Regions from separate parts of the Homo sapiens genome. Here region 1 is linked to region 2. A link is a loop called in an ENCODE intact Hi-C map of the cell type or tissue named here. Cell type or tissue: GM12878. All regions are shown on one strand. Links, peaks and the distances in the headings refer to the core of each region. The heading gives the core; the rest is flanking DNA. Region 1 has its middle 22 kb from the start of LINC02159. Region 2 has its middle 23 kb from the start of MIR146A.

Region 1 (16,700 bases), core at 7,137-11,136, 450 kb before region 2:
ACTACAGTATTAATTGCCTTTTTCACTTTCCTTTTTTTCTTGAGGGTAAAATGAAGTTTTTCAGAGGCTGACATGTATTGATATCATTTCTTTGATGTCAATATGTAATGAGTTTATTACTGCTATTTTGAAATAAATTTACAAAAATTTAACTTTTTTTTCTAATTTCCCATGTGCTAAATATGGAGAGATGTAATCTATGTAAAGAAAACCTTTCGGGAAGTCCTCAGTAATTGTTATAAGTGCAAAGTGTCCTGAACCTAAAATGTTTGAGAACCACTGACCTGGACATACCGTTGCCTCCTTCCAAACTTCTCTCCACATTCACCACCCACTTTTACCACCAAACCTGCCTGACAGCCTTCCCTGACTTCTATTTCAAGGCTGCTCTCTCTGCTTTTAATATTAAGATCAACTCAGGATACGTTCTTGGAGATGGAGACATGGGATGAGGTCAGAGAGTACGCAATATGTTTTGCCCTGAGGGACAGTCACATGAAAGCTTCTTGAATATCAAATGAGGTACCAGTGAATCAAACATCGCAGTTAGAACTTGCACAGAAGATGCTGAGTGGCACCAAATGGATCACAGTGACTGACGCCCTGCTGCACAGTTGCTGACTATATTTTAGAACAAGCATGTGCAGAACTATGTGGATCCCATCGTTAAATAAATTATCACGTGAGACTTTCTCTAGTAATTACCATAGAGATGACTCACTCAAGTCAATTTGACAGTGGGACAGAAAGTTGCAACAATGCAGTTTTAAACTGTCAGAATTTAGAAAAGAAGTAACTCTCATGATATTTGCACAGACCTTAGTTTCTTATCTTCTCTCTAGCCCTTGAGGATTGTAAGCTTTCAATGGAGGAAGGGGTAGGAATAGCAACAGGAACATGGTGTGTCCCTGCAAAAAAGAATTTTATGCAAAAGGGAGAACAAAAAATGGTAAGAAAGGTATTTGTAATGCTACAGAACTCTGCGTCCTGCAGCAGTTCAGGTGCTGCTCTCATTTTTTCCTCCCAAAAGTCCTGTAAAGTAGAAATGGCCACCCACATTTGACAGATAAGAAACTTGAGCATAGGAGATGTATAAATGACTTGCTTGAGGCCACTCCTCAATTCGGTGATAGAATTGGGTTGCTCACCATGTCTTCCCCCACAAAAAAATCACACTTTGCCTTTTGTGAGCCAGATTGATCCAATTTTGAATTTAATTTAGTGTTTATTAATCACCTAAATAGGCACTGAGCTAGAATCAATAGGGTCTTCAAAGACGAAGCTGTACATACCCACATGGCCCCTGCCCTCAACGGAGCCATTGTGATAATGAAGTAGACATAGAGTCCTGCAGAAACCCAGAAGGGGGTGAAAGGGAAGAACTCCCTGAAGAAGGTATAATTCTTGTCCTATTTTATAGACAAGAAAACAAGAGTCTCCAAAGTGATGAAACAATGTGTTCAATGTACACAAGTAGGAAGATCTAGAGTGTGGATTCACATAGCAGCCTGTGTGATTCATAAACCCCAGGACTGTTCTGGGGGGCACACTCCTCAGCATAAGGACCTGAGGAACACCTTGTATGATGAGTGTGTACAGCGGACTAGGATGTCTTTGTCCACCCCTCAATTAGATTTACACCCTCCCTCTAGCCAGTGTGGCCTAATGGCCAGGAAGTCAGTGTTATGAGTAACAGAAGAGACTTCAAAAACTAGTAATAAACATCTGCTTGCAGAAGGGCGCTCTGGATGGGGAGCTGGGGGGATGTGAAAAAGTTTTATCATTTACCTGACAGCTCTTTTGTGCTTTTATCGTACATCATATACAAGTGTTACTTTTTTAATTAAAAGAAAGGTTACTTACAGGGAAAGGGGGGTATAGAGGGAGAGAAGAACGAAAGAAGGGAAGAAGGGGCCTTTGAGACGGGATTAAAGGGTGTATAGGATTTTGAAAGATAGGCAAAGGGAGAAGACACATCAGGAGACAAAAATTTGAGCAGAGGCTGCAAGATAGCAAAGTACAAAGCTTTTGTGAGGAAAAGCCTGAAGTAGACAGAATGATGAAAGACCAGAAAGGATTATAGGGAGATAAAGTAGAAAAAGACAGATGGGGGCAGATCCTGGAGAGCTGTGCCTGTCATTAAAGAAGATCAAATTTCCAGACCAGCTATGAAGAGTAAGGAAGAAGGAAAATGATTTCTTTTCCATAGTTCTTCACATTTCAGAAATACTTTCACCAGAAAGACTTCTAAAAATTTCTTCCCCCTGACCAATTGTAAAATTACATTGTCTAACCAAATTTATAATTTTCCACACTAGAATGGATGCCTTTCTTGTCTAATTATTTTATTCCTTTCTTGATACCATCCTCTGCCTTATTTTTGTATCCTAATTTGATTCTAAACCTCAGCTTTCTAAGGATTATGAAACAGCAAAAACATACTGACCTGCAGCTTTGCTGATCAGAATTATCAGAGGGAAGAGTGATTTCAGAGTGTCTCAACCAGTCCCCTTAGTTCACAATCAACACAGTGAGGCCCAGAGAGGGACAGGGCTCTCCCAAGGTCACACAGACAAACTCACAGTCCAGTGCCCTCATCAGTTTTCTGTGTCTGGCCCATCACCTGTTTGCCTGCTCAACTCGTTCCAGGGGCTCAGTTTTTGCTGAGGTAAGAGCAGATTCCAAACCAGATCATCATTTTTCTACATAAAGAGAATATCATTACCCTGCTTTCAGGAGTCAGGAGGGAAAGCACAGAGAGATCAGGGGCTGGCCCATGTCACACAACCAACTTGGCCAGAACTGATGCCATACTCATCTCTCCACAGTCCCATGATATCTCCATTTTCTTCACCCTGCAAGCGATTTTGGCATAAAGTTCTAGATGGGAAAATAGATGCAATCAATATGCCATTACTGTACCCATTTCCAAATTCAAAAGGACCAACTTTCATCCAAGAGGCCATGTGTCATAAAATATAAAGGCTTCTGCCACTCTACCTCCAGAAGCACTTCCTATTTGACCATAGAGTAGACACAGTCAGGGGAGAATTGGAGCAGAGTTTGGAAGTTAATCTATACTTTAGTCCCCAGCAAATTGCCTTTGAGTTTCTGCTTAAATTTTGAATAACATGCTACAACTACATATCAGGCAGTTTTCCCTATTTTCAGTCACTTGTTTTAAAGTTGTATTGTTATTAAAATCTCTATAATGATTCAATCTCAAAGGACTTCATGCTCAAGAAGTACAGTCCGTATGCAATAATAATGAGAAAGGAATTTCATTCTACACTCAAGAGCATGAGAAGGGACCCAAATAAAGGGACTACAACTGTATATAATGAAATTCTCTTTCTTCTTTCATCCTTTTTTCTCAATGTGCAGCTGTTCGACACCAACCTCCCTATCAAAATTCCTCCTCTGCTCCCATTAAGGCAGCTTCTTTTCCCTCTCACTTCAATTACCCTCTCTTTCCCAACCATTTATTCTACAGTTTGACTTGGCATCTCTCTTAGCAAGAAAGCATCACTCCTTCAGAAGAGAAATTTATCTGGCAATTTTGGGATTCTCTTTTGTGGGCTGTGTCAGTGTATGTAAATGTCCTCATATTAGTTCATTCTTGCTTTGCTATAAAGATATACCTGAGACTGGGTAATTTATAAAGAAAAGGGATTTAATTGGCTCATGATTCTGCAGGCTATACAGGAATCATAGCTGGGGAGGCCTCAGGAAACTTGCAATCATGGTGGAGGGCAAAGGGGAAGCAGGCACGTCTTACATGGCCAGAGCAGGAGGAAAGGGGGGCGGGGGGAGGTGCTACACACTTTTAAAACAACCATATCTCTTGAGAACTCTATCATGAGAAGAGCACTAGGGGGATGGTGCTAAACCATTAGAAACCACCTCATGATCCAGTCACCTCCTACCAGGCCCCATCTCCAACACGGGGGATTACAATTTGACATAAGATTTGGGCAGAGACACTGACCCAAACCATATCAGTCCCCTAATTTCTTCCCACTGAACCTGTTGACCCTAGAGTCACTCTTTCACAATACAGGACTTTTCATATTTAACAAAATATCTTAAGCCTGTAACTGCCCTCTTTTCTGTTCTCCAAACTAACCATGCCCATTGTGAAGTCTCTGGGCCTCCATATGTAACATATGATGTGAAATTCTTATGCAAAAAGAGGGTGAAAGAACAGACGTTGGTAGTGTCGTTAGCAAACATTAATTAAGCACTCAAATCTGAATTAAGCCAAGCATCGTTCTAGGTGCTGGGAGTAAGGTGCTAAACAGAATCCCTACCCTAAGAGAGTTTACCATCAGGTTGGAAGAGACTGAAAATAAATAAACAAATAAATATATAAGATATTATAGTGTGATAAAACTATGAAGAAATTAAAATATAACATGAGATAGAGAGTTGCTGGGAGTTAGGGTAGACTTACATTAGCTACAGTGCTCAGGGAAGACCTCTGGAGGTAGTGACTTTGGGGGTGAGACCTGAATAATCCGAAGGAAGCAATTATGTGACAATTGGAAGTCCAGCACAAAGAACTTAAAATGATAATCACTTGGCATCTTCAAGGAAAAAGAAGAGCATCCCACTGGGTTAGGGTGCAGTGCCTAAGGGAAAGAGTGATGGTCTATCACTTCGTGGTGGAGAGCTTGAGGGAATATGGGTAGGGAGAGCACATTTCACTCTTAGCAAGATAAAAAGCTATGTGAGGATTTGAATCAGGGAATGCTATGCTGATTTTTTGTTTGTTTGTTTGTTTGTTTTTTATTTCATTTTATTATTATTATACTTTAAGTTTTAGGGTACATGTGCACAATGTGCAGGTTAGTTAAATATGTATACATGTGCCATGCTGGTGTGCTGCACCCATTAACTCGGGGGGAGCGGGGAGGGATAGCATTAGGAGATATACCTAATGCTAAATGATTTTGTTTTTAAAAGTTTTCTTGGTGGCTATGTGGAGAAACAACTGACAGGAGGCAAGAGAGATGGCAGCAATACCAGGCAGGAGTGGTCCAGGCAGAAGATGAAAGGCGTTCCAACTATGTTTGTAAGAGTGGAGATGATGTGGTTCTGTGATATGTTGGGGAGGTAGACCCAATAGGATCTTGGTTTTTCAGTTGTACAGTCCTGCCAGCATGCTCACAGAATGTTCCTGAAGTCTTCCATGTTACAACCTCTGATTTCTGTGAGCTACTATTCAAATAAAAAGTACACAATACCTTAGAGCAAGCCACCAATTTTAGTTACATTTAAATCTAAACCTGTACTTAGTAAAATTATCACTGAAGTAAAGAGAGTCTGAAGATATGCATTTTTGTGTACAACACAAAAAATGTTTTACATGATTACAGAAGAGTTCAGCTCCTTAAAGCTCCAATAGTTCCAACCCTCCGCCTCCATTTTTTGGTCCCATTTATACCGTATAACTAACTATGACTTCCCCATGGCCAGTATTAGAACTCCAGAGTACCAGGACTGTTAGTTTGACTCCAAAGCTCAAGTGGTGTGGAGGTTTATGGATGACTCCACAATATTGATTCTACTCCAGGTAATTAGTCTAGGCCAGGCCAGGTAATTCTGTTTTTCGCAAATGATTGCCTCTGAAATTTACATAAGTCTCACTTAGTTAAGAAAATGTTAGAAGACAGTATTCTGGAGACTTCTATCAAATACATTCATTATCCCTAGAAAAGAAACACAGAAAGAGAGAGCCATTATTCTCTGGATATTATCATGTCTGGAGGTGAGACATGCAAATCCTACAGCCATCATTGAGTTTGTTACCTTCCATAAAATAAAACCTATGCTGAAGTTGACACAATAAAAAGATGGAAAGAATTTGGGTCCTTGATGACACTATTAAGGCGCCAATCAAAAATGCCTAGAGCCTGCTGTAACTCTAGACTTCAGGTTTTTGTGAGATATATTTTCTTTTTGCCTTAGCTGGTTTGCATTGTAGTTTTCGGTTACATTCAGCCAAATTCATTCCACCAGATATGTTGAGGTTCATTTTTATAAAAACATTAACAGATATTTATTAAGCACCCACTACATGTCATGTACTATTCTAAGTGCTGGTAATACAGAGTTTAATAAGGCAACACTGCCTATTTTTGTGATACTGAATATTCTCATTTGGAGGCAATAGGAAATAAGCAGAAATAAATCAGTAATGTCACATAACAGTTAATGCTATGAAAACAAAATGAGGTAAGATGCCAGAAAAGTACTTAAGGCCATAAGGAAAGGGGCAAAGTCTTATTAAAAAAAATTAGGTCTATGCAGAAGTGCACCAATCACATGGATGCTCATCACAGCAATGTTTGTAAGAGCAAAAGTAATGATACTTACTGGAAATAACCTAATGAAACACATTTTGAAACATTCATATGGCATTCAAACAGGCAAAATATATTGTCAATAAAAAAGACTGGGTTAGGTCAGGTGTGATGACTCACACCTATAATCTCAGCACTTTGGGAGGCGGAGGAGGGAGGATTGCTTGAGGCCAGAATTTTGAGACCAGCCTGGGCAACAGAGAGACCCCCATCTCTACCAAAAAAAAAATTTTAAAAAGACTGGGTTAAAAGAATATATGGGATTATATGACACTCTCTCTTTGACATATTCTTAATAAAAATAAAAAGCTGGTTGTAGAAGAGTATGTATGATGTTACCCCAATTATAGGAATTATATAAAGGACTGATGGATACAGAAAAGTCAATAAAGATAGAGAGATAGAGATAGAGGTAGAAATAGGTAGAGATTTACTTCTCATTGGTATGCAGTAAAGTTTATCAGTGTTGCTTACCTTTCATAAGAGACACAGTAGAAGAGGTAGACAGAAAATAGACTTTTTTATTTCTTGATTTTCTGTGCAGTTTTCAAATTTATTTTACTATGTGCACTTTTAAATTTATAAAAGAAATACATTTAAATTTTTTAATTACATGTAATTTTTTTCAGGGAAAAGCAGAGTGAGGAACAATAAATGTAAGTAAAGATTATTGCTTAAGAGAGGCTTTCGACATGCATGACAACAAAGGAGGATCACCTGAATTGAAACAGGAACCAGGCAGAAAAGGAGGCCATCTGTTCTACCTAGTGTTACCTGGCAAATACTATCCCCACCATCAGGGGTAAACACTGCAGGAAAAAATTCTACCACCAGAAGCTTTGCAATTCCAAGAGCAGCATTGTATGGGACCGGGTGCCAGGATTATCCACAAAGTAATTTCAAAGCAGAGAGATGTTGGAGGAGGATTTTATAAAAATACTTGAGAATGCCAGAACAGGCCAAAGCACCAACAGATCACAGGAGTACCAGGCAAAGTGCCCCATGGCAAGGGACTTCTGAAGACCTGCACATTGAGGAGAAGGTGTAAGATTATTACTGGGTATATTTATATGACCTTGGAGAGATCCTTCCTCCCAGGTCCTTTTGTCTGAGCCAGGCCAAGAACCTGTGTTGATTTCACTTAAGCTGTGACCACCCTCTTCACTGAACATGTGTTTTGAAAAACCCTCATCTGCTACACATCAAACCCATATTTGTGACATGAATAGCAGGTCTCCAAAGGAGGCTGAATCAAAGCCAATCTCAAGAGCACGGCAGATTGAGCAATCTATTCTACAATAATGGAAGAGATTAGGGGAGGAGCGCTTTTCTGGATGCCTGATTTTTTTCTTTTAGTCTTGTCTTCTTGTCTTATCAATAACCATCATATATTTGATAGTTAGAGAGCCAATTTTCTGATAAATAGTTCACATGGTGAGAAATAATAGATCAGGATGAAGAAAATAGGTTTTTGTTCACCCATGGAAGATTCCACACCCTTAAAGCACTGCTCTGTGAGTGCCTGACCTTCAGTGTGTCACATGCAGTTGCTTAATGATAAACCAAAGTTGCTGTCAACCTGGGAAATTTTGCTGTTTCTCATATTAACCGTGCAGCTTCAACCAGATCCTTTCACCCATTCCTCCCTTGCTTTGTTCCTTGCTAAAGTAGGACACCAGCCAAGGTAACAATCCAGGGAAAAGAAGGCATATAAAATATACAGTGCTTTGCCTTCTTATTAGTTTGTTAAGCTAATCTTAATTTCTAAAGTTATTCTCTTAGTCTCTAAAAATCTCTAACTCAAAGCAGCCAAGATTGAGACACATGTGGCTTTCTTAAACCCAAAGCCAGCATTGCTAATTGTTTACAGCACCACTTTCTCCTACTGCTTTGGGATGTGAGACCTCAGAACCTCAGGCAGTTACTTTAGAACTGACAGGTAAAGACAGTCTATTTGCCATTCCTGCAGCTGCTAAGCCAGGCATTTTCTTTGAATCCTAGCCATGGTTTGGGTGCCAAAGGAGTCAATTTCCCTTGCATTTGCGTGGTGCAGTGTTTGTGTGTGTAATTTAGTAGATCATGGCATCACTAATGGGTGACTGCTGAGAAGCTTTTAATTTGCATGGAACACATCCCTATGCTGAAAAGAAAGCCAAACTTTGCTTATGAATTGTCATCTGTCATTGAGAGAAAGTCTCGAAATGTGGACTCACTTTCTTGAGGCTTTCTGGAGAGTTTAAATACAACTCTAGGGCTGGGCACAGTGACTCATGCCTATAATACAAGTGATCCAGGAGGATGGCTTGAGGTCAGGAATTTGAGACCACCCTGGGCAACATAGCAAGACTCTGTCTCCAAATTATTTTGTTTTTAATTAGCCTAGCATGATGGCATGTACCTGTAGTTCTAGCTATGCTGGAGAGCCCAGGAGCTCGAGGTTACAGTGAGTTATGATCACACCACTGCACTACAACCTGGACAACAGAGCAAGACTCTGACTCTAAAAACAAACAAACGTACAGACATAACTCTGTGTAGGGGAAAGGCATTTTAACCTCTTTTTATCCATCCCCTTCCCAGGTCTCCTTTAAAAGAGAGAGGGGAAAACTGCTGGAATAATTGGTCAGAGATCAAGAATTAATTGCACCATGAATATTAATGGATAGGGCCACTGCATTAAAAGGCCTTAATTCCTCTTCAGCTATTCTCTACGTGCCTACACTACACACAGCTTGGTCAGTAAGTCAAATTAGGACTTGCCCTTGGCAGAACTTGTCAGCTGCCTCTCTTGTTCTGAAACTTCAAGAAACACTCACCTAGCTGAGTCAGGGTTTTCCTTGGAGCCCTGCCATCACGCTGCCTGCATGCTAAATCACTCTGGATGTGGCAATGGGTTAGTGTCTCATTCACTTTCAATTCCTTCTAACAAAAATATTTTGAGCACCCACTATGTGTAGACATCATTGTAGGTGGTATACATCCATCCAACTATATATATATACATATACATATGTTTGTGTATATATATAATTCTAGTCAATAACTAAGTAAAACCTAGAGTTCATCAAATGGTGGTAAGTGCTTTGGAACAAAATTAGACAGGCAAGTGGACCAGGGAATTCAGGGAGGGAAGGGAGATGTGTTCTGATTTCAAGTTGTATGGTGAGGAAAGCCCTCACTGAGAAAATGACAGTCGAATCATACCTGAAGAAGCCAGGATCTGGTCTTGTGACAATTTGGGGACAAGGAAAATCCAGATATGAAAAAGAGCAAAGGCAAACAGGAGGAGGCATTTCTGTGTGTCTGTGAGTAGTAAAGAAGCTGAGTTGCCTGGACAGAGTGAGCAAGAGAAGAGTGACAGGATGGGACATCAGAGTTACCAGGTAGACAGAGGGCAGCAAACTGCATGGGACTTCTGGGTCACTATGATGGCTTTGGGTTTTACTCAGGGAAAGAGGGAATAAACAAAGACATTTCAGGTTGTCTAAGTTTCCTGTTGATGCTATTTCAAATTTGTCATAAATTACCACATGGTTAGCAGTTTAAAATACCACAGATCGACTCTGTTATAGTTCTAAAAGTCAGAAGTCCAAAATCAGCTTCACTGGGCTGAGATCAAGGTGTAAGCAAGCCTGTTTTTTTTTTTTTTCCAGAGGCTATGAGAAGATAATCTGTTTCCTTGCCTTCTTCAGGGTTTAGTGACTACCCATATTCCTTTGCTTTTTGCCCTGCTTCCATCTTCAAAGTGCATCACTCCAATCTCTGCCTTCATCCCAGTACTTTATCATCTGACTCCTCCAGCATCCCTCTTATTAACATTTTTGTGATTACATCAGATCTACACAGATAATCCAGGCCCATCACCCCATCTCAAGATTCTTAACTTGCTGGCTGGGTACAGTGGCTCAGCACTGTAATCCCAGCACTTTGAGAGGCCAAGGCAGGAGGCTTACTTGAGGCCAGGAGTTTAAGACTAGCCTAGGCAACATAGAGAGACCTTGAATCCACAAAAAATAAAAATAAAAAAATTAACTAGGCATGCTGGTGTGTGTCTGCAGTCCCAGCAACTCAAGTGGAGGATCCCTTGAGCCCAGGAGTTGGAGGCCACAATGAGCTATGATCATGCCACTGCACTCCAGCCTAGGTGACAGAGCAAGACCTTGTCACTAAAAAAAAAAAAAAAAAAAAAAAAAAAAAAAAAAAAAAAATTAATTCTTAACTTACTTTTTTCTACAAAGCCTCTTTTTCCATATAAGGTAAAATTCACAGGTTCCAGGGGTTAGGACATGGACTTATTTCTATGGCCATTGTTCAGCCTACCAAAGATAATCTGGTTGGATTTAGGTTTCCAAAGAATTATCTGGATGCTCTGTTGAAAATGAACTTTTGGACTGTACGAGCAGAAACAAAAAAACCAATTAGGTTGCTCTTGCAATATCTTAGGCAAGAGATGATGATGGTTCAGTCTTAAGCAAGAGATAATGATGGTTCATCAGGGGTATTGAGAAGCCATACCTTGGAAATGTTTTAAAAACAAAACCAACATATTTTGCTGATATGGGTCATGAGGAAAATAGAAGAGAAACTGATTCCTTTAAGTTTTTAGTTTTAGCAGCTAGAAGGATAGATATTCTTTTTCCTAAATGGGAAAGGTTATTGGTTATTGAAGGAGAAGATTTGGAAGAAAGAAAATGAATTTAGTTTTGTATATTAAATTTAAAATTCCTATTGAAGACCCAAGCTGAGATGTCAACATTTGAATTAAATATTAATATGTGAGCCTAAACAGGTGCATCAAACTAGGCTTTACCATAATTGTGCACTGAGAATTATTATACATTGTACTTGAAATACCATTTGGCTATTATTCCTTGGATATAATTCAGACAGAAATATTGTGAGAACAAGGAAACATGGAAGATATGCAATAGCAGGTCAGGATTCATGAGCTACCAAAACTCTAGCTGTACTACCATCAAAATGCCATGCAAGAGACCCAAGATCCCATTTAACACTAACACTGTATGTATCTGCAAACATAGTTGCAATTTCTAAGGCTGACACTGAGATGTACAGAGATCCTGTTTCTTGGCTTATGGTCTATTCATCTGGGAACTTAAACTCTGGTTTGCATCAGAATCAGCAGAGTAGTGTGTTAAAATGCAACTTTCTGGATCCCATCTCCAGATGACTCAGGAGGTCTAGATGATAGTAGTAGTGGTCTGCAACCCAGATAACATTGAGAAAGAGCAAAGGAAGGACAGATGGGCTGTGGTAAATGAGTATTTGTGGTGGGTGTTTTATTTGGTTTGGTTAGTAGTTAAGAACTCACTGAGCACTTACCATGGGTAGGTATGATCTCACTTTATTCTCACAATACTTTAAGAAGTGGGAGGAAAGTACTATTATTACTCTCATTTTGCAGATGAGAAAACTGAAGGCATAGAAATTAGACGAATTTCCCAGATTACACAGCAGTCAAGGCAGAGTTGATCTTTTCTGTTGAACTTATGTGGCTCTAACTCCTACATCCATGCTGGTACCCAGTGTTCTGTGTTGGGGATGGGAACATAGATCAATTGAGTGGTATGAAAGATGGAAGGGTATGACTCTAAGATACTTCTGATAATGTCTGGATTTCTGTTGGAATTAGTAGGACAAGCTCTGCAGCCAGGCTGCCTGGTTTCAAACCTGTACTCTGCCACTTGACAGCAAGGTGACGGTGTCTATGCTATTTCACCTGTCTAAGTTTCACTTTTCCCCTCTACATATAGAGATATAAATAGCACCTATATCATCAGTTATTGTGTTGGTGAAATAAGATGATACTTTGAAGTCTTATTCTCCATGGCCTCCAAAATCTCTCCATGATCTGCTATCCTGTTTCCTCCTCAACTTTCTATCTGTACTATTTACTTCACCATTGTGCATCTTGCTCAAAGATGCTTGCTTCTTTTTATTCCACAAACAAATCTGGCTCACTGGGGACATTTATCTCAGAATATTCATCTGCCTGGAAAACTCTCCTTTCCCTTCCTCTCCCAGACTGTAATATGGCAATTTTTTTCTTATCGAGGTGTCAGTTCACATGTTTCTCCCATAGATAAGTTATTCCTGTACACTCAACAGAAAGTAGTCCTCTATTTCCTGGTCACAATCATATTACGGTTTTATCTATCTTTTCATAATATGTATCACTATCTGTATTTGTGGTGTTTGTTTACTGGCTTGTTATTATCCCTACAACTATAATTTAAGATGCATAATGTCGCTTGTTCATTACCACAGTCTGAGCTCTTAGAACAGTATCTGACATGTAGAGGGAACTCAATGAAAATTTATAGACAGGAAGAAAAAGAAGGGAGTGAAGGAGTGCTGTGTATGACTAAAAAATTCGGGGAAAGAACCCACAGTGGGAATCACTAGCTCCTAGACCTCATTAAATTCAGGACCCATAACCACATTTTTAATATCTTTAGAAAATCCACATTTAACTGGAAATTGTCCCATGCACTCAACTCATTTTCCAAACCCATCCCAGACAGAGGGATCAAACAGATGGACTCTGCATTGTACCTGGGAGTGCAGCCAAATCTAGCTGGGCTGGTTGCATTGGAAAATCTTACAGAAATGGAGTAGAATTTACAAATTTGAAAGGGGAGTGAGGTCCTGCATCCCACTTCCAATTTTGGATCACCCAGGTTATGGCTTTTAAATGGACATTTGTATTGTTTTTCTCTGCTTAATGTTTGTTCCTTTTCTATTGGGGATGATGAGACATCATCTGGCATTTCTGCCAATCTCTTCACCACAATTATCTGCCAGGCAGAGGATGGCTGTTTTGGGGAAAAGACTCAGCTTCTCCAGTGAATCAAGTACATGTACCCCCTCTTCTTCAGGGTCGTGGACAATGGTGAGGGAGCAACAGGAAAGGTTTTGTGTGTTGAAAGATGTTTTGGGATCCCTCATTTATTTACCAGTTTCAATTAGCAGTTGAGCAGAAACACCTTTTAACTGAGACATAAACAGGGTCAATTCCCAAAGAAGAACTATGGTCTGTGTTAGGAAGAACTTTTGAATCCCCTCTGGGGCATCCATAATGAGATTTTTTCAAGATGGCAGCACAAGAGACTTGACATTCTTTGAGAACATCCATCTTACTCAAACTTGGATCTTCTCAGTCTAAATGGCAGGCCTCTTGCTGTCCTCCAAACTTTGACAAAATAAGTGTTGGGATTTGGTCCACTTCAGCAAATACTTACAGAAGAACATCTACCATGTTCCAGGCCCCATGTGTTGGTGTTACCATGGTAAACTAGGCACTTATCTCATGGAGATCACAGTCCAGTGGAAAATAAAGTCAAGGAAATAGATCATTACAATGCAATGCAAACTAGGCTATATATATAATAGGGTATATTATACAGTACTTTTTGGAGCACAGAGATATGTACCTAATATAGACTTAGGTGGGAAAAAAAGTCTACCAGACAAAACAATATCCTAAGCTGAAACCTGAATGATTAGATGTACCTGAAAGGATTTTGGACCAGAAGTCAATGGACATGGATTAAGGCCCGATTCTTTGAGTTATTAGCTTTGTACATATAAGTAAGTCATTAATTTTTTAAAATAGTCTCCTGTCTTGGAATTGGGGATAATGGTTCAGCCATCTCACAGCACCAGGTAAAAACAATAGATGTGCAAATGATTGGTAAATTCTAAAGCCTTTTACAACATTCTAGCTATTACTTGAGGCACCATTTGCTATCAATACTCCAGCACCTCAGCTTGTTTGTGCTTGAATTGGGGCCAGAAAGTTTAGTTTCATCCTTTCCCAGCATCATTTATCTCTGAAAGTTCTTGAGGTTATTTTGTGACCAAGCTTTACGAATGTAAACCCAAATTTATTGCTAGCTTAACTCTGCAGATATTCAGTCTTATCCTCTGCCACACCTCAAGCTCTGACCCTATAGAGTTTTCTCTACTCTTTATACTTTTCTAGGAAACAAAAGAACATGATCCATGGATATTTATTAATATGATTTGTGATTTGTCAGCAGATTTGGGAATAAAATGTTAATATTCAAGCACCATAATTGAATCATATTTATATAAAACACAAGATTTTATTGCAAAGCAAATATGAGGAGCAAGCTCTTCTGTGGCAATATAGCAAGATATGACTTCATTCCTTATCTTTTTTTTTTTTCTTTTTGAGACGGTGTCTCACGCTGTCACCCAGGCTGGAATGCAGTGGCACGATCTCTGCTCACTGGAACTTCGCCTCCAGGGTTCAAGCGATTCTCCTGCCTCAGCCTCCTGAGTAGCTGGGATTACAGGCATGTGCCACCATGCCTGGCTAATTTTTGTGTTTTTAGTAGAGACAGGGTTTCACCATGTTGGTCAGTCTGGTCTCAAACTCCTGACCTCATGATCCGCCCACCTCGGCCTCTCAAAGTGCTGGGATTACAGGCATGAGCCACCGTGCCCAGCTCATTCCTCATCTTTTATAAAGCACAATAGCACTTTTAACTCATGGCGCAGCCCCTTTCACCTACTGCCCTTAGAGGCAAGTTAAAGATCTCCTAAACAGAAATACATTTTTCCACTAATGAATGTAATAGTAGTGTGTTCATCTCCTGTGTGATCTGGGATTACCTATGAGATAGTAAACCAAACTCTAGAAACCCTGAGCCTAATGCCCAAAAAGCCCATGACAATTTCTTAAATAGATTTGGGGAAAAAAAAAACACACACACACACAAACACCCAAATGAAGAGTGAGTTGGGAGAGCAAAAGACAACCTGAAAGAAAAAAAGAGATCCACTAAGGATTAATGTATGGAGACAGCATTTATGTCCTGCCCTACATTATCCTAATTTGAAATAAGCAAGTACTTTTTTTTAGAAACAGACTTTTCCAGAAAACCTTGAAGCTGGATGAGATCTCTTCCACATACCAGAGCTCAGAGAGCTAAGATAAAAGATACCTTGCAACGTAACACCACCTCCAGACTTGCATAATTTGGCCAAGGACTCAAATTGATAAAAGAAAGCTAAATCAGCAGCTTGAGACAAGAATTGATGGATAACTTTTTCTCAGAAGATGTTGTGATTCATTAAAATTTAGCTGAGAACTTCTAGAATTAGATGTTTCCATCTGAAGCTTTTTTTGGGGGACAAAGAGTAGTAAATGGTTAAAAATCTGAATTCTGAACTCTGGTTATAGTAAATTTAGCTGTGGTATTTGCATTTGGGGTTAATACAGAAAAGCATTCATTTCCCTTCTTACCAAAAGGATGAAATCTAATGAAAGAGCAACCACCTAAGGAAATAGGAAATGGTGGAGATAGCAAATCTTCTTCCAGAGTATCAGCTAAAGCGAGTCACTGACGGGGTAGTATAGAGAGAAGGTGAGTTGAGGATGGCTTCACATTTAAGAAAAAACATCTTTCAGCATAACTGAGACAAATATCTGTTTGTGTTCAATTCAAACTTTACATTTTTTCTGAAGGAAGGATATCTTTCTACCCAAAAGAAAGTAGAATCACAGAGGCAGCACAGAGATGCCTCAAAAACAGAAAGCTGACACTATTAGAATTTACTAATTATTCTCCTTTCTGCCCTCATTCTTAACATGCTTCTTCCTGCCCTCATATTTAACTCTGCCCAATTTTGCTTCCTTTAGTTAAGTGTTTCCCCCATTTCTGTATTATGAATTCAAACAAGACTGAGACCAAATATTGTATCTCTCTTTGTATTGTTCCCTCGCCTTGCCCACTAAGCGCGCGTATAATAAGCATCCACAAAGTATCTGGTAAAAAACGAAAATAGATAAGTACAGTTGGATTCTCAAAGAGTTAGCACTTTTTTTCTATCAAGTCTTGCCTCTTCCTTAAAATAAGGAAGAAATATGTTTTAATTAAGTACCCTCATTGCTACTCTTTTATTACTTACTATTCCCACCCAAATCTCCTCATTCTGCCTACTTCTTTCCCTCTAGACATGACATATATTGCAAATGTCCATGTGTCAAAACTTACTGTTTTACTTCTCATTTATGTAAGAAATTATGTTTTCAGATTTTCATGGTAAAAATTGGTTCCCTGATAAACTAATCCATGATCCAATAGCTAATGGCTCATCGTACCTTAGGTGTGCTAGTCCTAACTATTTCATAGGAGACCCCTGGAGACACAATGCCTTTATGAAAAGATTCTATGTCTATTCTAGACTGTTTAATAGGCCAATGGAAAGATAATCTAGAGTGGGGAAGTTTTCCAGTGCCCTTCAAATCTCTTAGCCTGCAACTTGCTTTAAGATCTAGTTAGG
Region 2 (16,700 bases), core at 6,215-10,214:
AGGAGAATGAGAGGGAGGCCAGCCATGCCTGACCACTGTCCCAGCTACCAGCCTTCCAGCATGTGTGTCATCCTGCAGAGCAACATATTCCAAAAGAGGCTCTTTGGCCCCGAGCAATTTTAAGGTTGAAGGATTTTCCTATAATTCAAAGAGATAGGACTAAGCACAGCTTATCAACCCTGGATGTTTGCTTTCCCTAAAGAGCTAAGGACTGGCATTGCTAATCCCTTGAAAGTGTCCTTTCAGAGGCTCCCGTCATGTTGCGGCTCAGTTCACACATGCTTGGGAGAGACGAAAAGTCAATGGAGAGGGAATGGCTGTGTTCTGGGACTTGTCGTACCCCATTCTCCATGCCTGGCCCTAGCCACACCCCATATCCACTGTCTCTCACACCAGTACTGCTAACTCCCTCAGGCCAGGCCAGCTGTCTCCTCATTCACTCATTCAATATGCATCAAGTACTTACTGCATCAGGGGAGATAGACATTAAATCAATCATGCAAATAAATAATTATACTTGTTCTAAGCACTGTGAGGGAGAAGTACAGGGTTCTCTAGGGAGCTAGGGATATTTAAACTAAGACATGGAAAACTAGAGAATTATAGAGACAAACAAGGGCAGAGTGGGGGCATAAAGAGAACATTCCAAACAAACAAATAACATGTACAAAGGCCACAAGATAGGAAGAAAATGTGTGGTACCTGGAGTCCTAAAGAAAGACCAATCAGGCCGGGTGTGGTGGCTCACGTCTGTAATCTCAGCACTTTGGGAGGCCGAGGCGGTTGGATCACAAGGTTAAGAGATCGAGACCATCCTGGCCAACATGGTGAAACCTCATCTTTACTAAAAATACAAAAATTAGCCAGGCTTGGTTACACGCACCTGTAATCCCAGCTTCTCAGGATGCTGAGACAGGAGAATCATTTGAACCCGGGAGGCAGAGGTTGCAGTGAGCCGAGATCACACTGCTGCACTCCAGGCTGGCGACAGAGCCAGACTCCGTCTAAAAAAAAAAAGACCAATCAATCAGCACCATAAGACAGGATGAGAAAAAATAATAATAATAATTTTTAAAATTAAAAAAATTTAAAAAGAAGGACCAATTAGGACAGTGGGAGCAGAGAAAGCTGTAGAAGAGCCTGATGAAAGAAGCATCCCTGGGGGAGGGTGGGGGTGATGTGCAGGCCTCGTGAAAAGATTGGGTCTGTATTCCAAAAACAACATGCAGCTGCAAAAGCGTTCCAAGCAGGAGAGTGACAAGGTGAAATTTCTTTTGTTAAATCATTTCTGTTCCCTAACCTTATTGTTTCCCTCCTGTATGTGCACCTTTGTAAAACCCAGATCACATTATATCACAGCTACTTGCTTAGGTAACTTTCTCCCAGACTGATGGCCTCTGAGAGCAGGGACCATGCCTGCACCATACTTGTGACTTCATCGGGCTCCCTACCACTCCTCCTGCAGCCTGCAAGGTCTGGCACCATCATTCCCTTGTCCACCTCTCCAGGATCATCTCGAGTTTTTTTTTTTTTCTTCTTTTTTAAAAAAGTTTATTTTATTTTATTCTAGGTTCCGTGATATATGTGCAGGATGTGCAGGTTTGTTACATAGGTAAACATGTGCCATGGTGTTTTACCTCACCTAACAACCTATCACCTAGGTATTAAGCCCCACATGCTTAGCTATTTATCCCGATGCTCTCCCTCCTCCCACCCGACCATCCAGTCTTTTTTCTCTGGTCACTCACCATGGACGAGGCACACTGACAGACTGTCACTTCAGGGGCCCTTCCAAGATGCCCTGGCTAAGATAAGACCCCCGCTAACTGATCTCAGAGCAACCAATGCTTCCCCACTGGAGCACCTACCAGGATTTATATCACTACTTATATACATTATTGATTTAATATCTGTCTCCCCTCCTAGACTGTCATTTTCATGAAGGCAAAGAACCTGTCTCTCTTGGTCATCATCATATCCCCAGTACCTCGCACTGTGACACACATTGCTGGCATTCCAAAAAGAGTTGTTGAATGCCAGAATGAATGAGTATGCGTGAACTGGCAAATGAATGGGTGAATTAATGCATGACCCCAGTGGCCACCCGGGCCAGTTCAACCATGGATGTTGGGCACTTCTTTGTGATCACCCTTCAGTACTTTTAATGGCACAACCTCTTTGTTGGCCTCACTGACACACTAATGGAAGGAATCCATCTTAATGCAGCCTTTATAGGATAAATCAAAAGTGGGAACAGGTAGAGGCAGGGAAGGTATTTTTGGCAATCTCTGAGTAGTTATCTTAATCCTTCCACCAAGTAAAAGGGTGAAAACTGGCAAACACCCATGCTCAGTGAATGATTCCCTGTGAATGCATTCCTAAGCTCCCCAAGTCCAGGGCATTTCAAAGTCTTTCACAGGAACCAAACACAGTCCTATACGTCAGTGCTTTCCAAGCTACCGCTGGTCAAGGGCTGAGTTTTATTTTTATTTTCAACCCATCACAGAAAAATACTTTATAAAATACCAAAATTATATGCTTGGATGTGACAGCAATGTCAAATTGCTATAAATGTTTCTAAATACTTATTTTTCATTTCTGTACTCATTTCATCATGGGTAACACATATTTTGCACACTTAAACCCATCTGCAGACCACACTTTGAGTAGCACTGTTCCAGATCAGTACTCGCACTCCCACTGTGTCACTCCTCAGCCATGACAGACATTATTAATCGATTATCACACAGTTTCCCACTAAGACCACATTTGGCTTTCACATCTTTCTGTTCCTAGTATTCAAGACACTGAGCAAACAATCAGAGATACCATGGGAAATAAACCTTATTTATCATCTCTGCTCTACATGGTCCATAGATTGGCCATTTATCATATTTATGTCTGTGATAAGGAAATGTCTGTATTTTTGTTTATAGCCTAATGAAAAGTTCACAGAGAAAGGCCAACTCATCAAAAAGAATCCTTCTTGTTCATTCAGTTCAGTAGCAATCTTCTGCCGCTTGAAGAGTCTTTAATTCATACATACTAACAAAAGATGCAGCAATCTATATTAGATACACAAACTTCTGGTCTGTTCTCAGATGTCAGCTGTACAGATCATATTTGGAAATCTGGAATTACTGGTTGTTCATTGCTTTGATTCTTTCTTCCTTCAAATTCTTCATTCCTATGGCTTACCTGCTTTTATTTCAAGTTGTCACAAGGGTTCATTCACAGTGGATTGTTTTCAGTACTCATTATCCACTGTGTCAAAACACTGAGGGTTTCCATTCCTCCCAAGTTCAGTCTTTTCCCCAGCAAGACTAAAACCCCTCAGTCCTTCTCCTGTAACCATCAAGCTCTGACCCAAACTCCATTCACAGTCATGGAGAGTCCAAAGTAGAAGAAGCCACAAGAGAGAGAGAATTGATCTGTTGTCCCTGCATTTCAGATCCAAAGCTCAGTCTGAAGAAAGATGAATTTGACTTTGAACCTTTTCTCTCCACCTCACCTGTAAAGTTCTCTTTGAAATGGTTTTGCAGCTTCCCAGTGGACCCTGCAAACCACAGAATCACAGACTGTGAGTGCTAGAAGGGACACTGAAGAGCATCTATGTAATCAAAAATCTTCTTTTTAGCAAGGAAAAACAAATGAGGTTAGTTTGAAGAGTCAGAAGAATCAGGCTGTCTCACTAATCACTTGGATGACCTTAGAAGTGCTACTTCACCTCTCAGCCACCGTTTTCAAGGAAAACAGATAAGATCCTTAAAATGTGATGACAGTGACTCACTCACGGGCTAGTTGAGAACTAAATGAGATCACAAAAAGCAAAAGTGCTATGAAAGTGGGAGCACCACGTGAATGTCAGGGTTTTAGCTGTCCTGAAGTACAGGTTGAGCATCCCAAATGGGAAAATGCAAAATGCTTTGAAATCTGAAAGTTGTTGCGTGGCAACATGACACTCAAAGGAAATGCTCATTGGAGCATTTCAGATTTTAGATTTTTGGATTAGGTATGTTCAACCAGGTAAGTATATAATGCAAATATTCCAAAATCCAAAAAATGTGAAATATTAAACACCTCTTGTCTCAGGCATTTTGGATAAAGGATACTCAACCTGTACCACAGGAAACTAGAAGCAAGTGTCAGAGTGGAGACACAGGGGTGAGGGAGAGAGATAATTCAATCTACCTTTTGACAAAGACCTTGGGAGCTGGAATGAATTTAAGAAAAAGAATTAGGAGGTTTGGACCCATTTGTAGTCCAGGCAAGAAGTGATAGTAGCTTGAACTAGGATAGTAATTGTGAAAGGAAAAAGTGGACAGATTCAAAAATAAATATGAAGTAAAATCCTCAAGGCTAGATGATGGATTAGACATGGAAACAGACAGAGAGGTATTCAGGTGAGATTTCTGGCTTATTTAAGTGAATGGTGGCGTCGTCCTCTGAGTCTGGAAACACTAGAAGAGATTCAGGTAGGTGAGGCACAGATGGAAGATCACAGACTCATTTTCCAACAGGGTGAGTTAGAGACATCCAAGTCAAGGTGGCAGAGAGGCCACTGGAGCTGAGAGGTATGCATGGCTCAAGATATAAAAGAAGTATATGCATGGGGGTGGGAATGGAAGCAATGGGCTGGAAGAGATCGCCCAGAGAAAGAATACCGGGTGGAAGAAGAAGTGGGCCTGGGGCCAAGCATGAAGGAATCCTGATATTTAATGGCAGAGGAGGATGGAACCTCTAGAGAAACAAAGGAGAGACAAGAGAGACAGAAGAAAAGGCAGAATCATATCTCAACCAATGGAGGGAAGAACTGGCCAGTAGCATCAAGTGCTGATAAGGATTTATTTAGGATAAATATTGAAAAGTATCCATTTGATGAGCAATGGACATCATCAGTGCCCTTTCATGATAGAAATCAAACTCCAGGTCCTTTCCAAGTACAGGTTGTTCCCTGTTCCTTGTCCCCACTACCATCCAAGATTCATAGTAGACCTCCAGTCTCTGGGAAAAAACAGTCCTCCTTGAGGGACAGCTTTGGGCTTCAGTTAAGCCTGGAGCTTCGTGGAGACCCAGCTCCACCCTACCCTCTATGAAATCCTACGTACTGATACTGGTTTTGTCTAAAACACAGATGAAATATAGAGCACGCCTGTTACACCAGACCTGGGTCCACATCAGACATCACTAATGGATCAGAATTGCCACCTGCAAACGTGTGTCTCTGGGGGTGACTGTCTCCGTATCTCCAGTTCTGGTTTGCCTGCACAGCCCAGAACCCTGGATGCCCCTGCCCACCACATGGTCCATTTCTCCCTTAGGGAGGCAGAGACAGCAGAGATGAAGCACATTCCAGTGCCAGCACCTCTTTGTTCCTGGTTCCACATCCCTGGCTGCTCGGCTGCACACAGCTGGTCGGCCAGACTGTTGCATCTGTTCCCAATATTGATGTGATTCTCAGTGATTTGCTTTGGAAATCAAAACCTGGGGATTGTTGGCTTTATCTAAAAAGCAAGTCCTGCTCCACTGGGGAAGAGGAATGACTCGGCTCACAGCAGAGTTGCGTTTGTTTGGTTTTTCCTGTCGGACACAAACATCCACCCAACGGGTCCTGCCCAACATGGACGATGCGCGAGCCTCCTCTGGAGTTTGATTTGGGAGGATAATAAGCTAAACAAAGGAGCAGATGATCCCGGAGGCTTATTTGCAGTCTGCACAGTTATATTTAGCCATCTTGTGACTGGGTTGCTGCCTCTGTGTGGCAATTGCCCTTGGGAAATTTAATCCCTGGGGGATGCAGAGAGGGGACAGAACTGGGAAAGGGTATGGAGGGGTTTTAAATGCTGCTTTGGGGCACAGGAAGGAGGGTCAGACCAAATGTGTCCAACAGGCAATCAGCGGGGGACAGTATTTTGGACACTTACTAGTAGAAGCATGGAAGAGAATACAAAAATGTGTAAGGGGACATTTGTGTTCATTGTCTGTAAATTGTCTAGCACATAGGATTGTGAGGTCCCTTTGTCTTTCCTTTATGCCTACACTCAATAAGCCTGGCAGAGTGAAAAGGGCAGCGGGTGGGAAATCCAAAAACCTGGATTCTAGTCCTAGTCTGCCATCAGCTCAAAGCCATCTCCCTTCTCTGTAAAACGAAAAGCCTGTCCAGAGAGGATGATCCCTAAGATCTTGTGATTTTACCCGTGACAAGATGCAGAGAGGCCACGCAGCATCAGTGGGGAGCAGACGGTTAAGGAAATCGTGGAGCTGTCACAACGGAACACTCTGCAATCATTACAAATGGTGGTGCTGCTGGGCGCGGTGGCTCACGCCTATAGTCCCAGCACTTTGGAAGGCCAAAGTGGGTGGACCACCTGAGGTCAGGAGGTCGAGACCAGCCTGGCCAACATGGTGAAACTCCGTCTCTACTAAAAATACACAAATTAGCTGGGCGTGGTGGCACTGGCCTATAATCCCAGCTACTTGGGAGGCTGAGGCAGGAGAATCGCCTGAACCCAGGAGGTGGAGGTTGCAGTGAGCTGAGATCGCACCATTGCATTCCAGCCTGGGCAACAAGAGTGAGACTCTGTCTCAAAAAGAACAAAAAAAAAAAAAAAAAATGGTGGTGCTGATACCACCCGACAAAAAAATGAACTTCCATTAAAATAATCTGTAGAGGGGGGAAAATGGTGCTAATCTATATTAATTGAGACTGAAGGCATTTATAATCTCTTGCTAAGTGAGAATGGCAGCAGCAGCATGGAGCAGCCCTTCACCGTCAATCAGGCAGCTGTGGAATGGGAGAGAAAGACCACAGAGAGCTGGAGGGTGGTCCACAAAGGTCTGGAGAGGAAGGGGAATCCAAGCAGAGCCTCATCTCACTCCTGCTGACCTCTCTCCCTCTGTCTTTTGGGACTAACTTCTCTGGGAATGTGAACCCCAGAAACTGGGACTGCCAGAGAAAGGAGGTTTTTATATAGGATTTGTGTTGTGGCTTGTTTTGCTTTGTTTTGGTTTGTTGTCTTCATGATGTTTCATGCCCAAATACATGGAGGTAGAGCCCAAACCACCATCTTTCCCCAGCTTGAGGCAGCAAGAGGAGTACCAAAGGGAGCTTAGGTCCTTAGAGACCTAGTCACCTGGGGGGACACTCTTCGAAAAAGATGGTGGCTTTAGGCAGAAGCTCCACCTCTTGTTGGGGCCTAGCCTCGTAGAGATAGTCCATCATTCTAGAATGATGCGGCAGGAAAAACATTATATATCATCCCTCATTCCCAGAGCAGTCCTGTTTCCACCCTACTTATTCTCAAGCTGACAGGTTCATGAGCTAGTACAATAAGGCTCTGGATTCCAGGATAATGGAGGGTTTAATCTGAGTTTCAGGGAGACACGTAACTCTCACAGATATTCACCAAGTCTCCCATATCAGTCTCATCCTCATCAAAGGCAAAGAGAATACTGACTGTCATGGTGCGATTTGAAAGAACCAACAGTACCTCCTTCACCACCTGCCAAAATTCCACCCTTAGCTCTTCATTCCTTTCTGTTAAAGTATACTCAACTGCTGAAATGAAAAAAAAAAATGTATGAGTCAGGAAAATAAAGCTCCCTCAGTATGAAGAGCCCCCAGAATTAGAAATCACACAAATCACAAATAGGCATCTAAGTGGGCAGTTCTCCAGTCTCAATCATCTTTACCACTTCTCTTCTTTGAATCAGAAGAGTCTTTTCACATCACCATGTTATCCTTTTACAAAGGGGCAATTTAGGCCCAGAGGAGTTTCATTTCTTAAGCAAGGTCACACAGCACATTAAGAACCAACATTGGGGTCCTCTGACTCCTGGGAACATTTTAAAGGACTCTTTAAGGTGAAATTCAACACATTATTTCGTTGTTTTATAAACAGCAGGAACCTCCCCCACCAAAAGTCCTTTTTTATTCTTTCTTTGCTGGCACCAGCATCTATAGTGATTACAGTATGCAGAATGAAATCATCTGAGTGTGTAGACGATGTATCTGAATTCAGACACGCAGAGTTTGGGCTTGGAATTTGACACGTCCCACACCAGTGCAAACCCTATCGGCTTATCTGGGTGTGCCTGCAGACTTCATAGCCCTGGTCTCACGCTTCTCAGTCCTTTGCCTTGGTGTTCCTGCCCTCTAGTGGCAATAAACTTTACTACAGTCACATTCACCAGCAGACAGCAAATCAAACGGAAGTTAGATTTGAGAAGTTATAGCACTTTTCAGGAAGGATAAAGGCAACCCACATCTTTCTCTTTAAAAGCAGACCTCGTTATCATGGGAATGATGTTTAGTCTCACACACAAAAACGCTACTATCTAGTCTTTAGCACGAAACAGATCTTAACTTAGGCATCCAAGGTCCTGGGCTGGAAAATAGATTATATAACTGACTTAGGGAGTCATGGGAATAAGGGGGCTCAGAGAATCTATAGGGCAGGAACAGAAAGACTTAAAGTGGCAAAAGAGAAGGACATTGGCAGATGGTGCCCCCTGTCAACACTGGCATGAATTAATTCAAAGTCCTGCCTTCCCCTTTTCCCAGCTTTGAAGGTTCAGTCCCCTAGTCCCCAACCACACCTCCCTTTGCTCATCTAACTCCTGCTCCTTCTGCCCATATCAGCTCAAGGCTCCTTCCAACTCTGAAAATGAGATGGGCCCTCGTCTTATGCTCTCATGGTATGGGGAAATTTCCAAGCATAAGACTTTTTCACAGTCCTTAGTTTTATGTATCTCTGGTTATTTTCATGTCCACAGTAAATTATATAAGCTCCATGAGCTTAGGCACTGAGCCTCCCTTTATTGACCATTGAATCTGTGCCCCCAAAACAGTGATTAGCACATAGGAGGCCCTCAATTAATGCTGTTCAATTAAATTAATAAAATTGTAAGTGTTGGTTGAATGTGTGACATTTGTTTGCAGACTGAACAAACAGATCTTGTCTCAATGAAGAAAACAGGCAAAGTGTACCTAGGGTCTGTCCACAGGGCTATGCAGAGCCAACTGTGAGCACTTTCCTTGTACAAGCCGAGGGTGGACACTTTCCTTGGACATCACCCCAAATGCTCACCCTCACCCTGGGATGAGTAGCTGAGCAAGGGTCTTCACCGTAATTATACTTTTTGATCATGAGCATCCATAGGCTCAGCTTTTGTTCCTGCAAAGGTAACAGAATCTGCCTGAAAACAGAGGACCGAAGGACAGCAGACAGAAAGGCTTTGAAGACACCAGGAGACCTGACCTTCAGAGCTGCCTCTCTGTGTGACCTTGGATGCTACCTCCCTGCACTGGGTCTCCATGCTTTCATTTGTAAAAGAAGGAGCTTGAGGTATGTAACATCAAAGTCGTGGCGTTCTGCTGTCAGAAACCCCAGCTGAAGCTGGCTTAAAGTAAAAAAATGGAATATATTGCTCATGAAACTGCAAAGCCATGGATTCAGGGTTGCCTCGATCTAAGATATCAAGCAACGTCATCCAAGCCTGGTTTCTCTTCTCCATCCATCAGTTCTGCTTCCCTTTGTGTTCACTCCACTTGTAGGCAAGTTCCTTCTCTGTGAGGGTCTCTGGCAGCTCCAGGCTTTCATCCCCTCAGCAGAAAAATAAAGAGGCTCTCTCTCAGACCCAGAACTGCAGCTCAGCCATACCTTTTGGGCCGTATACTCATTCATGAGCCAGTCACAGTGGTTACGGGAAATTCTTGGCTCCACATGAATCACAGAAACACCACCCAGAGGCCAAGCTCCATGACAGTAATGAGGAAGCACTCTCAGAATGCTGGGGAGGAGGTACTACACACACTGAAACAAAAATGGCACCCCAGAGTCAGTGATCTTTAAAGACTCTTCTAGCTTTTTTTACCTTGCCGTGACTCTGAGATTTGATACCAGGGAAAGGGAAGGGAGAATAAAGCCATAAACACTCTCTAAACTTAGTCCAACCTCAAATCTTTCAAAAAGCCTAAATGCGGAATAACACTCATCATCCATTCTGAAGGGGGAAACGGGGTGACAGCGGCAGCCCTAGAAAGCAAGTGATGACTTTGACCCTCCAGAAGCCACGGGGTCTGAAAACGAATGACATTTTGATAATGCCACTAAAATGAAACATTTCTATTTCACAAAAAGATGGACAGTCAGTGAGATTCATAAAAAAAGAAAAAAAAGAAAACATTATTAAACTTTCCCTTTCACTGCTTCTTTGTATCTCTGGTTGAAATGGAGCAAGATGCAGGTTGCCATGGTGACGGCTGAATTTTAAATAACAGGGCTCAGGCGCACTGGCTGCTGGCTGTACCGCCCCAGGCAGGAAACGGTTGTGGGGAGAGAGACAGAGGCTGAGTGAGAAAGGAAAGAAAGCTGCTGGGCTCATCCCAGGACACTGTCACTTCTCCAACTTGTTTTCCTTGCACTGAGGGAAAGGTCCAAGAATGACGGACTCTCCAGCTTCTTCATAGAATGAGGGAAGGTGGGAGTCCAGATGCATAAGAACAGAACCTCAGAAGTCACCTTGTCCCTCCCCTACCTGATTCTCTCTTGTGACAAATGGATTTCCCCTACACTTACACCCCTTCCCACGAACAACGGGCCCAGCTCACCCAAGTGTTAGATGGGACACTGGAAGCCTGTCCCTAAGAAAAACGTCCCAAGAGTTAGAGACACAAAGGGCAAGAGCCCAAAGGATTTTTAAGTGAAAGAGGAATTTGCGGTTCAAAGCCCAGAAGCTGTCAATTCACATAGCTGTAGCCACATATTCCAGTTCTGCTCCTCTCTCTAGAACCATCCAAGACTGCAATGGAGAGATTCAGGAAGTGGTGAGTTCTCCATGACTGACATGTTCAAGCCCACATCAGCCAGTGAGGAGCTGCCCGACAGGGGGCTGTTCAAATCGTTTCAGGCTTCAGAGAGTCACGGTCCTGCTGGGGCAGCTCAGAGAATCCATGCGGTAGAAGACCAAGTCTTTCACCCTGCACCCTTCTACGTTCCCAGGCCAGGGAAGAGGGAAACCAGAGGCGGAAGCTGGAGGAACCAGCAGCCGGGGAGCCCAGAACTCCACTGTGATGCGTACACGCTTGTGAGGACTGGCTCTGACAGGAGGTGGTCTCTTCTCCACTGCCTTCACTGCTGGTATGTGTGTGTGTATGTGTGGGGGGGGTATGTATGGCAGGCCCAGGCCAGCGCTGTTTCCCTGCTTTCTTAGATCCTTTTCTCAGAACTTTGGAGTTCCTGACTCTGTGTGAGAAGGCACAGGCAGGTGGCCTGGTGGTGTTAACACTGGGCCACTGTCCCTTCTCTTCCCCTGGCTTCACCACACGCCAAGCAGACCCCAAAAAGGACTTGTGTTCTCAGCCTGCCCTGTCCCTTATCTCCTGGCCAAGGTAGCAGGCAGCCAAGGCCACTCTTTGTTTGTCAGGGAAAAGCTTCTAGATGTTAAATAGTAGTAGTAACAATAATAATAATAAACACATAGATTTTTCCTCATGGCTGGGAAAGTGGCAGGATTACTGAAGCTGAACACGTCTGACACTTCCCCAGAAGCCAGGTGAGCAGAGGCCCCAGGAGAGAAGGGAAGAGCCAAAGAGACAGGGTCCCTGGGCCTGTGACCTGCACCCCTGGGACCTGTCCTGTGCTCCAGGCCTGACAGTCGGCAGTTTGGGACCTGGGATTCCCCATCAGTATTCCCCAGGAAGGTCAGGACCGCTGGGAAAATGACAGCATCTTAAGAAGGAGATAAAAGCCAGGGGAAGAAAAGGGACAGTGGCCCAGTGTTCACACCACCAGGCCACGTGCCTATGCCTTCTCACACAGTCAGGAACTCCAAGGTTCTGAGAAAAGGGTCTAAGAAAGCAGGGAAACAGCACTGGACTGGGCCTGCCATACATACCCCACACACACATACACACACATATACCCCACACACCCATACATACCCCACACACACACCCCACACACACACATCCCACACAAGTACACCATACACACACATGCATGCACACACACCCCTCACACCCCACACACACCCCACACACACATAAACCACACACACACCACATGCACACATACACATACACCCCTCACGCACACCACACACACACACCCCTCACACCTCATACACAAATACACCACACACACCCCACGTACACCCCTCACACCCCACACATACAGACACCACACACACACTGACACCACACACATACACACACCCCTCACACACATACACCACACACACACCCATCACACCCCACACATACATACACCACACACACATACACCTAACACACACACCCTTCACACCCCACACACAGACATACACCACACCCACCCCTCACACCCCACACACACCACACACACAAATACACATGTCTCACACACACACCCCACATACCACACACATACACACACCCCTCACACACACATACACCCCTCACACCTCACACACACATACGCACACCGCACACGCACACCTCTCACACCCCACACACACACACAGACTCCACACACATACACACACACCCCACACACCCCTTACACCCCACATACACATACACCACACACATACCTTACACCCTACACACACGTACACCATACACACACATGTGCACATACACACACCTCACACCCCACACACACACCCTCACACCCCACACACACACCCTCACACCCCACACACACATACACACACAGGCTCCACACACACACCCACACACACACAACCCTTACACCCCACACACATACACCACACACACACACCTTACACCCCACACACATACACCATACACACACATGCGCACAGACACACCCCTCACACCCCAAACACATATACACCACACACACACACCTGGATCAGGGACAGGAGCAGGAAGGGGCCTTTTGTAGAAACAGTCCCCTGGGATACACACACACACACACACACACACACACACCCACACTAGGCTTGTGTATGCATGAAACAGCTCCTGAAAGATGCACAGGATCTGTCAACAGGAAGGGACCAAAGAACTGGAGATGAGGGGGATAGGAAGGAGGTTTATTTTTCACTGCACACCTTCTTGCAGAATTTTACTTATGTGCTTATATTGCCTTTTCAAAAAATAAATTCTGTCCCCCTTTCTAGAACACACGTACAGAACCTGTCCCTTGTCCGGTCCACGTGAAGTTAGGAAAACTAAGTCCTAGTTTTATCCTGCCAGCAATAGTGAAGCAGTATGATGTCATAATGAGTCTTAAATATCCTTTGCTTCAGTTTCTGAGGCTGTAAAATGGGGTTAATAATATCTATTCTACCCTCCTTAGAGGCACTTTAGAAGTTCATTGAGATAAAACAACAATAGCAATGATAATAGTTTAAATATATTGAGTGCTTAACATGTACTGGGCACAGTGCTATTGTCTCAATCCGAAAACAATCCACTAAGGTAGCAACTAATGTGAGTCTCATCTTAAGAGACAAGGAAAATAAGGCAGAGAAAAGCAACTTGCTCAAGGTCATGCAACTATATATCATAAACTAAAAGTAAAATTCAAAGCCCCCCCCTTCCCCACCAACTGACTGAATGGACCATCTCTTGGCCAAGGGGATCCCAGAGTAAACTTGAAGACTGAGTTCTCAGCCATGACAGGATAGGAGACTCAGATACACATCATTATACCCCCTCCCTCATTAACCATCATTAGCCTTTCTTCCCTAAGGGCTTAACAGAAAGTAGCCCTTTCAGACTTCATGACCAAGGACCCAAAAGCAAATGCAACAAAAACAAAAATAAATAGATAGGACTTAATTAATCTAAAGAGCTTCTGCAAAGCAAAAGAAATAATCAGCAGAGCTAACAGACAACCCACAGAGTGCGAGAAAATCTTCGCAATCTATACATCTTACAAAGGACTAATAGCCAGAATCTACAAAGAACTCTGATATGGTTTGGCTGTATACCCACCCAAATCTCAACTTGAATTGTATCTCCCAGAATTCCCCCGCGTTGTGGGAGCGACCCAGGGAAAGGTAATTGAATCATGGGAGCCAGTCTTTCCCATGCTATTCTCATGATAGTGAATAAGTCTCATGAGATCTGATGGGTTTATCAGGGGTTTCCACTTTTGCTTCTTCCTCATTTTTCTCTTGCTGCCACCATGTAAGAAGTGCCTTTCACCTCCTGCCATGATTCTGATGCCTCCCCAGCCATGTGGAACTTTAAGATCAATTAAACCTCTTTCCTCCCAGTCTCAGGTATGTCTTTATCAGCAGCGTGAAAACAGACTGATACAAACTCAAACAAATTAACAAGAAAAAAACAAACAATCCCATTAAAAAGTGGGCTAAGGACATGAATAGACAATTCTCAAAAAAAGATATACAAATGGCCAAGAAGCATATGGAAAAATGCTCAACATCACTAATGATCAGGGCAATGTAAATCAAAACCACAGTGAGATACCACCTCACTCTTGCAAGAATGGCCATAATCAAAAAATCAGAAAAATAATAGATGTTAGTGTGGATGCGGTGAAAAGGGAACATTTTTACACTGTTGGTGGGAATGTAAACTATGTACAACCACTATGGAAAATAGTGTGGAGATTCCTTAAAGAACCAAAAGTAGATCTACCTTCTGATCCAGCAATCTCACTACTGGGTATCTACCCAGAGGAAAAGAAGTCATTATATGAAAAAGATACTCGCACACACATGTTTATAGCAGCACAATTTGCAATTGCAAAAATATGGAACCAGCCCAAATGCCCATCAACAAACAAGAAATGGACAAAGAAAATATGGTGTGTGTGTGTATATATATATATACACACACACTCAAACAGCCACACACACACACACCATGGAATACAACTCAGCCATAAAAGGGAATGAAATAATGGCACTTGCAGCAACCTGGATGAAGTGAAGTAACTCAGGAATGGAAAACCAAACATTGTCGTTCCCACTCATATATGGGAGCTAAGCTATGAGAACAACAAAAGGCATAAGAATGATACATTGGACTTTGGGGACTCGGGGAAAGGGTGGGGTGGCGAGGGATAAAAGACTACACATTGGGTACAGGGTACACTGCTTGGTGATGGGTGCACCAAAATCTGACAAATCACCACTAAAGAACTCATTCACGTAACCAAACACCACCTGTTCCCCAAAAACCTATTGAAAATAAAAAAATAAATTTAAAAATATTTTAAAAAGAAAACAGCCCTTTCAAAAGACTCCACCACTGGTATCAGTCTACCGCCTAATGCTGCCTCTCCTTTTTTGCCCGATAAGAGACCACCGACCACAGGGTGGTTCTGGCCAATCTACAAAGAATGCACAGTAAGGGTGTTCCTGTCTACTTCACCTTTTGATGTCAAAGGGCCAAAAACTCCACCCTTAGATCATGCTAACACCGTCATTTTTTGTACATGGGACACAAGCAGGGGGATGAAGCTCAATTGCACGTGTGCATATTTCTCCTTCATAAATATTCATGATTCCTCTGATAGCTTATTGAATATGTATATTCGACCACTCTGCTCAGCATAAATTTCTATTCCATTTGCCCCACCCTCAGAGTATCTGTTTTGGGCTTCTGACCAGAGGCTATGCTTCCCACCCTGTCAGAATGGCAACCCTGCAGGCTGCAATCCTTTATGAGAAATAAAGCTCTCCTTTCCAAATTTATGAACCTCCTCATTCTTCAGTTGATGATATCCAGCCTTCTGTTTCTACCGCTCACACTTTTACCCACCGAATGCAATATATAGGTTTGAAATTAGTATTCATTACTCTAGATGCAGCTTCCTGTCCTGAGATGTTTGGGTTGATCATCAGATTTCCTCCACCTGTTTCCCCATATTGGAATTTCTACCCTACTCAAGAGAGTCTAATGAGGAGCTAGAATCTAGAGATAGGAATATAAGCAATTTCAAAATAGGATCCTGGTCCCAGGAGTTAGGATTTGTTGCATGGCAGAGACCAGGATCCTGGAATCACCTTTAACTCAAGAAAGTGCTCAGAAACAAGCCCCAGCTGAGGTTTATAAACACAATTAGCTTGTTACCACCCCCACCCCCACTGTTACCATAGCAATGAGAGAGCTCTTGGATGCCAGTCCTCAATTGCTGTTCCTGATTTGCAGAGCCTTCCTAATGCACGCTTCCTCTTTCAGTGTCCTCTTCTCCTGTGTACTTCACAGACCTCTGCAATATCTACCAACTGTTGGTCATGCAATCCTTTCTTAAACTCCCCCAGAAACAAGCAGCTCACTACCCACCAGGCACAAATCTTTCTCAAACCAGCCTTAACTGTTTGTGAAGTCTTCTTTCTATTGTTCTAAAATCTGTCTCCCATTTTTTCCAGCCAAAGTTCTGGTGCTGCCCTCTAGGATATCATATCACACCTCATCCTCCTGACTCCTTCAGTTAACTGGAGATCATCCTCATAATCTGCCTGGGTCTTCTCTTCTCTAGACCAGTGGCTCTCAAACTTAAGCATGCATCAGACATGGAGGTCTTGTTAAACCACGTAGTCCAGGGCCTTACCCCCACAATTTCTGTAGGTCCGGGGTGGGCCCAGAAATTTACATCTCTAAGATGCCACTGCTGCTGCTTGGTGATTACACTCTAAGGGTCACTGTTCTTGGTAAGTACTCCTCATCCCTTTGAAAACTCTTTCTGTGTGAGAGCTCCCTGGCCTCTTTACCC

The links. Peaks named below come from ENCODE experiments on the same cell type or tissue, not always from the same donor. Only the 100,000 strongest peaks of a DNase experiment are listed, where the experiment ranks them.
Region 1: a loop joins it to region 2, with 2.5 times the contacts of the local background. A loop is called at or near these places in 1 of 110 quality-filtered maps.

The regions. Positions count from the first base shown.
Region 1 is chr5:160,952,456-160,969,155 of GRCh38, reverse strand. No RefSeq gene overlaps it. Among named protein-coding and RNA genes, the nearest start is that of LINC02159, 22 kb to the right of the region's middle. In GM12878, for the core only: no CTCF peak of the experiment used is centred there; a DNase peak (open chromatin) is centred at 9,195.
Region 2 is chr5:160,500,412-160,517,111 of GRCh38, reverse strand. No RefSeq gene overlaps it. Among named protein-coding and RNA genes, the nearest start is that of MIR146A, 23 kb to the right of the region's middle. RefSeq lists enhancers at 8,209-8,288, 10,876-10,935, 11,417-12,254 and a silencer at 10,254-10,303. In GM12878, for the core only: a CTCF peak has its summit at 8,156 (motif pointing left); a DNase peak (open chromatin) is centred at 8,131.